3 separate regions of the Homo sapiens genome follow, and regions 2 and 3 are each linked to region 1. Evidence: chromatin contacts called from ENCODE Hi-C data. All regions are on one chromosome and are shown on one strand. Each heading gives the region's core, a stretch centred on a gene start or an enhancer-like site at or near the end of the contact. The rest is flanking DNA. Distances are from core to core; before and after follow the strand shown. Region 1 has its middle 28 kb from the start of GREB1. Region 2 has its middle 16 kb from the start of LINC00570. Region 3 overlaps LPIN1 (lipin 1).

Region 1 (2,700 bases), core at 126-2,625:
TGGACAGGCAGCAACTCCATGCCAGGAGACTCCCTTGTTAGTCAAAATAATACCCATTTGATAGAACTGCAAGGGCTGGGCAAGGTCTCTGAACTAATAAAACACAGAATACAGTTTGCATGTTCACTCTTGGTTTCTTGATACCAAATATAAATTACCTGATCTAGTGCCTGCATCAGAGTAGGCAGTCACTACAGGGCCACTTTTGATGCTATTATTATTATGTTGCCATTATTGTTTTTCGGTTTATGGTTTTTTTTTTTTTTTGGAGTCTTGCTCTGTTGCCCAGGCTGGAGTGCAGTGGCGCAATCTCCACTCACTATAACCTCTGCCTCCCGGGTTCAAGCAATTCTCCTGCCTCAGCCTCCCGAGTAGCTGGGATTATAGGCACCTGCCACCACGCCTGGCTCAGTTTTGTATTTTTAGTAGAGATGGGGTTTCGCCACGTTGGCCAGGCTGGTCTGAAACTCCTGACCTCAGGTGATCCGCCTGCCTTGGCCTCCCAGAGTGCTGGGATTACAGGCGTGAGCCACCTGTTACTGTTGTTATTACTATAATTAATCATGAAAAAATACCAATGCTTGTGATATCATCTACCAAGAAAACTGGTATATAGAGAAGGATTATTTCTGTTTTAATTTCTTTGTATAATAAGTTATTGATTATCTTGTAATTCTATATCAAAATCAGCAATATTCTTTGATTGCTTCACACAAAATATAAAGGGATGTAACACATGTTGTATTTAACGTGGGTGGAACCTTGATCCTGAAAGTTCTGAAAAACAAAGTGTGATATCCACAGTACAGTGCAGTCTGCCACTGCACACTGCAGTGTGTGTGCAGTATCAGGGACTGGAAGTTGGCTCCTCCCCAGGATGGAGAGTCCAGAGCTCAGGGTTCCACGCTGCTCTGCTGCTCCAACTCTGGTCATTCTGCCAGTTCCCAAGCCTCCCCAAGCTTCCATGATCTCATCCCTAGCACACATCACATTTTAGCATAATGAACTTTCAAGACATGAAGGAAGGGAAGACGGGACTGTATGATCATTTCTAACTAATTTGGGGAAATCCACCTCTAATTCCTAACCAACTCCAAAGGCAGATGGTCTAATAGAAAATAATAAATACACCAACTAAATCTCCACTCTTTTCCCCTGGCCACCTAGGTTTCTCATCACCTAATGAACAAAATGCCCACTGGTCTGGGTATGCTAAGGCCTGCCAAGGAGATCATGGGGAGAGAAGCTCTGATTCCTGGGCCTCAGGTGCTCTTACCATTGGCCTCCCTGAAGAAAAGGTGTCACTGGTTCCCCTCAGGCTATGGCCACAAGCCCAGTCCCCAGATAAACCATTTGACCCTGGCTCAGCTGCATGGTAACTACCTGTTGGCACATTACCAAACCACGCTTCTCAAGGACAGGAAATTCCAGCATCTATACTCAACCAAGAACACATGAGATGATTTGCTGTGACTAGAAACATTACTCCCAGACCACAGAGAATGTTAGGCCCGTGAGCACGGGGACCATGTGCACTGGGCTCACAGGTCTGTTCTTGGTGCCTGACATACTGCAGGTGCTCAATAAATATTTGTTGTAGCAATAAACAAACGCAACAGGCTTTGATACCCAGCCCTGTCGCTCCTTCACTGTAGAACCATTAGTAAATTGCTCTGCCTCTCTGCACCCTGCATCACAACTGAGAGTTCGCCGATGTTAAACATTATCCTTTTTCCTGATTTAATATTTATTTACAGCATGCCTTACTACTGCTTTACTTCCAAAGTCCGTTTACAAGTTAGTTTGAACACTTTTTTTTTTCCCAAAACAGGGTCTTGCTCTGTTTCCCAGGCTGGAGTGCAGTGGTGTGATCACAGCTCACTGCACCCTCGTTCTCCTGGGCTCAAGCAATCCTCCCATCTCAGCCTCCCCAGTAGTTGGTACTACAAGTACCCATCACCACGCCCGGCTAATTTTTTGTTTTTATTTTTTGTAAAGACCAGGTATCCCTATGTTGGCCAGGCTGGTCTCAAACTCCTGACCTCAGGTGATCCTCCTGCCTTGGCCTCCCAAAGCATGGGGTTACAGGCGTTAGCCACTGTACCCAGCCTGAACACTTTCATTGTTTTTATAATTTAATGATTTATTATTATTGAATTCCTCACATCCCTGAGGATGTGGGACAAACTCTCAGGGAAGTATAGAAGAGCTGGAGAGAACTGCTTGTGTGAAAGACTCTAGCTCTGTCCAGAGGACCAGTGGCTGGAGAGACAGGAAGGAGCTGGCAGGCACCATGACAGAATGTGCTCTCCACCCCAAGAGCATGCAGAGCCATTAGGAGACATTTTAAGCAAAGGAGAAGCATGATCAAGTGCAGGCTGGGAAACTGACTTACACTCCCCTCGCCGCAGTCCCCATCTCGGTAGAATGTGATGACACCTGCCAGGCACGGTGGCTCATGCCTTAATCCCAGCACTTTGGGAGGCCGAGGCAGGTGGATCACTTGAGGTTAGGAGTTCAAGACCAGCCTGGCCAACATGGTGAAACCCCGTCTCTACTAAAAATGCAAAAATTAGCTGGGCATGGTTGCATGCTCCTGTAGTCCCAACTACTTAGGAGGCTGAGGCAAGAGAATCACTTGAACCTGGGAGATGGAGGATGCAGTGAGCTGAGATGGCGTCACTGCACTCCAGCCTGGCA
Region 2 (2,700 bases), core at 164-2,663, 130 kb after region 1:
AGTCTGGGCAACATAGTGAGATTCTGTCTCTACAAAAAATAAAAAATTAGCCAAGTGTGGTGATGCATGACTGTAGTTCCAGCGTCTCGGGAGGCTGAGGTGGGAGAATTGCTTGAACCCAGAAGGTCTAGGCTGCAGTGATGCCATGATGTAGCCATGATGACGTGTAGCCATGATGACGCCACTGCACTCCAGCGTGGGTGACAGAGCAAGACCCTGTCTCAATGATCACTGATTTCCTAAAGCTCCTTTAATTCCTGCTGGTAATACATGGTTACCGTATGCCAGAGCTGAACAAAACAAGGCATGGTGGGGGGCTCCCAACAGCCCAGGGTGTGGCCCAGCCTCAGTAAGAGAAGCAACCTTTCTGGAAGCTTCCAGTCAATGCCAGGCTTCTCTCTCTCCTGCCCATGGCATTTCGAACTCCCACTGTACAACAGATCAATTAGGGTCCCTTGCATCCTGTAGAGATCTCTGTACTGAGGGCCAGAGCCATGTCTGACTTGTCCTTGTCCCCATGGCCTCCTGCAGGCTCTGGGGCACAGCAGATGCCCAGTCAATGTTTACTGAACAAAGGAGGTGGTGAGGGACTCAGTGAGCCTGGCTTAGGCTGTACGCACAGGGCAGGGAGTGAGGTGGGTCCCCTGCCTCCCTTCCCAGAGCTCAGCCACTAGGCAGTGACAGGAGGCATCTATGGGTGAAAGGGAGCAGGCAAGAACCTCACCGCTGCCTGCCTGAATTCTTGTTTATTAAGGGTCTGATCTGGGCCCAGCACCTTTCATATAGTATCTCATTTAGTCTTCTCCTTGGCCCAAATGTGGTGAGAAAACGAGGCTCAGAGAGGCAAAATAGCTTGCCCGGGGTTGTATACGGTTAAGAAGCTCTGCAGGGGCTCATTCTGACTCGAATGGGCCCTCGTTCTGCTTTTAAGGAGAAGGAGCCAGCCTGAACCAGGTAGCCCCTGCTGAGTCCCCACAGGCCCACCGAGACCCTCCCTCATCAGAGGACTGAGAGGAAAGTTCCCAGGAAGTCCAGTGGCTATTTTAGGGGAAGGGACGGGCCATTTATCACAGCAGACAACATTCCCACTTGCTGCTACAACAAACATGGCTATTTCAGAGACTTCAGGCTGGAAAAAGCCCAGGGAGGAAGGGCAGCTTAGCCCGGTTTCGTTTTTGTGAATAAGAGAATGACAGCCATAGAAATAAGGCTGACAGTTCCGAGAGCGTTGGAAAGGGAAACATTTGTGCTTCATCACTCAACCCAGAAACTCTGGCAGAGTTCTAATCTCTGATGGACTCTGTCTGCTTAAAGGCAAAAAAATAATAACCATGAGTGGAGTGGGGAGCATTTCATCGCGTGACACATCAAACACCACCCTTCGCCCCGAGATGACGTCCGAGCCTGCAGAAGCCCTCTCTGTGTGGCTCCAAACACTGAGCATGATTAAATGGGTCATAAATGTTTGCAACCTGGCTGCAAAGGAGGGGAACAAACCGTTCTCCAGGGAGGTTGGAGGCCAGGCCCCTCCTAATCAGAAGGTGATTTTGGCTTTCAACAGGCCAAGGTTTCATACCTTACCACATTTTCTCACTTCCTTAAATGTTCTTTCTCTAATAATTCTGTTTTGTTGTTTGTTTGTTTTGAGACAGTCTCCTGTCTTGGCCCCCCGAGTAGCTGGGATTACAGGTGTGTGCCACCATGCCTAGCTAATTTTTGTATGTTTAGTAGAGACAGGGTTTCACCATGTTGGCCAGGCTGTTCTCGAACTCCTGACCTCAAGTGATCTGCCCACCTCAGCCTCCCAAAGTGCTGGAATTACAGGCATGAGCCACTGCGCCCGGCCTTTCTCTAATAATTCTAAATGTGGGCCACAATCAGGCATTCAACAAATGTTACTGAGCATTGGCCGGGGCAACATGGGGGCAGTCAACCCAGGAGGTCCAAGGAAGTTCCTGGACCTGGGGAAGCTAAATGGATAGGAATTCCCCAAGATGACCTGCCAGACAGTGGGGTCTTGGGTCTTGATGACTAGACCTTCATTAAAAAAATGTTTTTTAAAAACATTTTTTCTTAGAGACAAATTTTTTAAAAACATTTTTTCTTTCTCATTCTGTCGCCCAGGCGGGAGTGCAGTGGTGTGATTACAGCTCACTGCAACCTTAAACTGCTGGACTCAAGCCACTCTCCTGCCTCAGCCTCCCTCGTAGCTGGGACTACAGGCACTCACCACTGCACCTGACTATTTTTTAAAAGTTTTTGTAGAGACGGGGTATCATTATGTTGCCCCGGCTGGTCTTGAAGTCCTGGCCTCAAGTGATCCTCCCGCCTGCGCCTCCCAAAGTGCTGGGATTACAGGCATGAGCCACGTGCCCAGTCCCGAGACCTTCATTTTTCTAAAAAAATTTTTTAAATATTCTTTTAAAGTAAATGTCCTGTGGCATCCGGCCAGCTACAGTTGCACTGAAAAGAAACACAAGATGTACCTGCCTCTCCCCAGAGGCTCTGGTTGCACGGAGGTTCAGGGGAAGGCAGACAGGGAGGAGGGGCTGCTGTTGACCTGCGTTCCCTGCTCTGATCTCTCGCTTATTCCTTTGCAAATCTCTTCTGAGCCATTGCGCCATCTGAGCTTCATAACGGCCTTGTGAAGAGAAACCATGAGATACAGAACAAAAGCAAAGGCTTCCTGTAGAGAAGCCA
Region 3 (2,762 bases), core at 211-2,710, 250 kb before region 1:
CTTTTATTTTTGGTCCCATCACGACATTCCAGAGTGTAAAACAGCAAGATGCACCCACCACCCTCAAAGTAGCTTGGCAAGTCGGGGCACGAGGGGGAAAAGCACTAAAATTTAAAAATGAGAAGAAATGGCCGGGCGCGGTGGCTCATGCCTGTAATCCCAGCACTTTGGGAGGCTGAGGCGGGCGGATCACGAGGTCAGGAGATCGAGACCATCCTGGCTAACATGGTGAAACCCCGTCTCTGCTAAAAATACAAAAAAGATTAGCCGGGCATGGTGGCGGGCGCCTGTAGTCCCAGCTACTTGGGAGGCTGAGGCAGGAGAATGGCGTGAACCCGGGAGGCAGAGCTTGCAGTGAGCCGAGATCGTGCCACTGCACTCCAGCCTGGGTGACTCCGTCTCAAAAAAAAAAAAAAAAATTAGAAGAAATGAAGAAGACAGCAGGAATTGTTCTCTGCCAGAGCATAAATTTCACAAGACAATGCTCCCAAACAAAATTCACTGCAAACAGTTTAAATAAACAGCTGTGACACCTAAGGGTAAGACTGAAAAGCAGAAATGACACAAAATTGGGGGTCGGAAGGCCTGGCTGTGAGTGTTAACTTCTGGCATTTACCAGCTATGTGTGTGGGAGCAGGGTATTAACACAATGGCTCTGACTGAGCCCACCAGGCTGTCATCCTCAGTGGTCAACACAACGACTAGTTTGGAAAGGTCTTTGCTCCTGGACAACACATGCAAAATCTTATTATTGTCATGACCTCCCATAGGAGGTGGCTACAGAAGCAAGGCTCAGGGTTGGCCCTGGATGTGACACCTTCAAAACTGCTCTCACCCGCAGCATCACCACTCCCTGACAGAGCCTCTCAGAAGGTAAAGTCAAAAGCCATTGTTCAAAACCTTCCCTACAACCCTTAAGGACTTAGAAAGGCCGAAACACCCTCCTGGGTTCAGTCTGTGATTGAAGACTTCTCTGGCACTTGCTCAGCTCCGAGTGATTCATCATTTCCTGGAGAGAAGCTACCCAAAACCCACTCACTGCCCAGAGAGCAAACACGATCTGTCACATCTGCCCTCACGGCAGGTGCTTAAAGGGCACCTGTGGGCTTAAGGCACATCCAAGGAGCCTGGTGATTCAAAAGCCAACCTAATATCACTCTGGGATGGGGTGCCCCTTATCTGTGTTCCTGTTATCAGCAGGAAATTACAGCTCTCAGATACAGACCTGGCTGCTGCTCGTGGGGCCAACGGATCATGTCAGGACAACTAAATGACCACCCCTGGCACCCTTCCTCTAGGGAAGGCACTGTCGGCTCCCCAGCTGGGCTTGACAGGGACGATTTTGGGGCTTCCTGCTCACTGCCCTAGCCGCCCTCCTCTGAGCACACTACAGTCAGTGTCTCAGCACCTGGGGACTCTATCTGTGGTCCGCCCAGCACTGGATAAAGTCACAAACATCACGCTGTTACTGGTGTTCGCCGAGATCACATCCACCTTGGAGGTTTACAAGACAAATGAGGATTTTCATCCAAAGCATTTAAAAACACAAAAAGCTTCTAGGAAGTGCCCAAAATGGTATCATGACTAATAAGACTTGCATGAAAATGAAATTGATTTATAAATAGTGTTAGCTTCCTCCTGTAATTTACACTTACGGCAAAGAGGAAGTCTTTTCAGAGCATTGTGGACTGATACTTAACGGCGGTTGATAAGGGTGATGAATTACCTGTGACAAAAGAGGAAGTCTGGCTCAGACTCAGGGTGATACAGGGAAAGGAACACAGACAGAAAGTCAGGCCACCTGGGCAGCAGCCCACGCCCTGCTGTAACTGGCACACACTTATAGGCAGCTGCTGCCCTCTGCCAGGTCTGGATTGACTGAGTCCACCAGCGTCCCTGTGGTTAAACTGTCCTGGCCAGAGTGCCTTGAGGAGCTTCTTAAACAGAAGAGCACAGCTCTGCATCCATCACTACCTGCTGGGAAATTGGGGACTTTCTTGGCATGCCAGGGTTCGTGAGACATTCCCGTCCAAAATACAAAAACTCACTAGAAAAGCTGGAGATGCTTTAAAAGGCCTGCAGGTCAGAGGCCCTGCAAGTCAGAGGCCTTTTAAAGGTCTTTCAATACTTCCTGACAAAAGTGATGAAAGAGCAAAAACAGCCAGCCCTGGGGTCCCGCCACCAAAGCCCTGCCTGTGTTAGGCAGGTGGGAAATTTTGCAGCTCTTGCAGTGAGCTTCCAGGGTGGCAAAGTGGCAGGCGTCTCCTCCTCCAGCACACCCCCACCCTGCTCATCCCCCTCCTTGCCCAGGGACAGGAGGGCGTTCCCATAATTAAGCTCATCTGTAGAACTCCAGCACACAGCAGACGCTCCAAAGCATTCACGACCGCAATTTCATACAGTTCCAGAAAGGACAGCACTGCGGACACTGTCAGGATGAGGTGACAGAGGTCACATGGTTTCTTGCCTCACGATTAAATTAGAAAATTCCACATTTATTCCAAAATTGGCAGAATCCATCTCCAGGCTTCACAAATTGCCAAGAAACGCTGCTTTCTTGGAACTGCCAAAATTCAAAACCCCTGCCACAGCTTTCCTAACCCCACAATTTTTGCCAACACCAGCCACCTCTAGAAGATTAAGGTCAGTTTAAAATGGCCTTGGAGGCCGGGCGCGGTGGCTCACGCCTGTAATCCCAGCACTTTGGGAGGCCGAGGCGGGCGGATCACGAGGTCAGGAGATCGAGACCATCCCGGCTAAAA

What was found. Hi-C counts contacts between places; a loop is a spot of excess contacts on that map. Pooled maps may share reads with other maps.
Region 2: a loop to region 1 is called in a pooled map, with 2.1 times the contacts of the local background. The contact joins two enhancer-like sites. A Hi-C loop is called at or near these places in 3 of 37 single-sample maps with no recorded cell type and 3 of 50 pooled maps.
Region 3: a loop to region 1 is called in a map with no recorded cell type, with 2.0 times the contacts of the local background. The contact joins two enhancer-like sites. A Hi-C loop is called at or near these places in 7 of 37 single-sample maps with no recorded cell type and 4 of 50 pooled maps.

What each region holds. Positions count from the first base shown.
Region 1 is chr2:11,504,971-11,507,670 of GRCh38, reverse strand. It overlaps a transcript of GREB1 not described here. Among named protein-coding and RNA genes, the nearest start is that of GREB1, 28 kb to the left of the region's middle. Within about 2 kb of position 1,375, at least 5 of the 41 ENCODE cell types and tissues checked have a DNase peak (open chromatin) inside an H3K27ac peak, as active enhancers do.
Region 2 is chr2:11,376,889-11,379,588 of GRCh38, reverse strand. No RefSeq gene overlaps it. Among named protein-coding and RNA genes, the nearest start is that of LINC00570, 16 kb to the left of the region's middle. RefSeq lists an enhancer at 1,179-1,388. Within about 2 kb of position 1,413, at least 11 of the 41 ENCODE cell types and tissues checked have a DNase peak (open chromatin) inside an H3K27ac peak, as active enhancers do.
Region 3 is chr2:11,752,634-11,755,395 of GRCh38, reverse strand. The region is part of intron 1 of LPIN1 (lipin 1); the gene reads right to left. Among named protein-coding and RNA genes, the nearest start is that of LPIN1, 7.4 kb to the right of the region's middle. RefSeq lists an enhancer at 1,392-1,601. Within about 2 kb of position 1,460, at least 27 of the 41 ENCODE cell types and tissues checked have a DNase peak (open chromatin) inside an H3K27ac peak, as active enhancers do.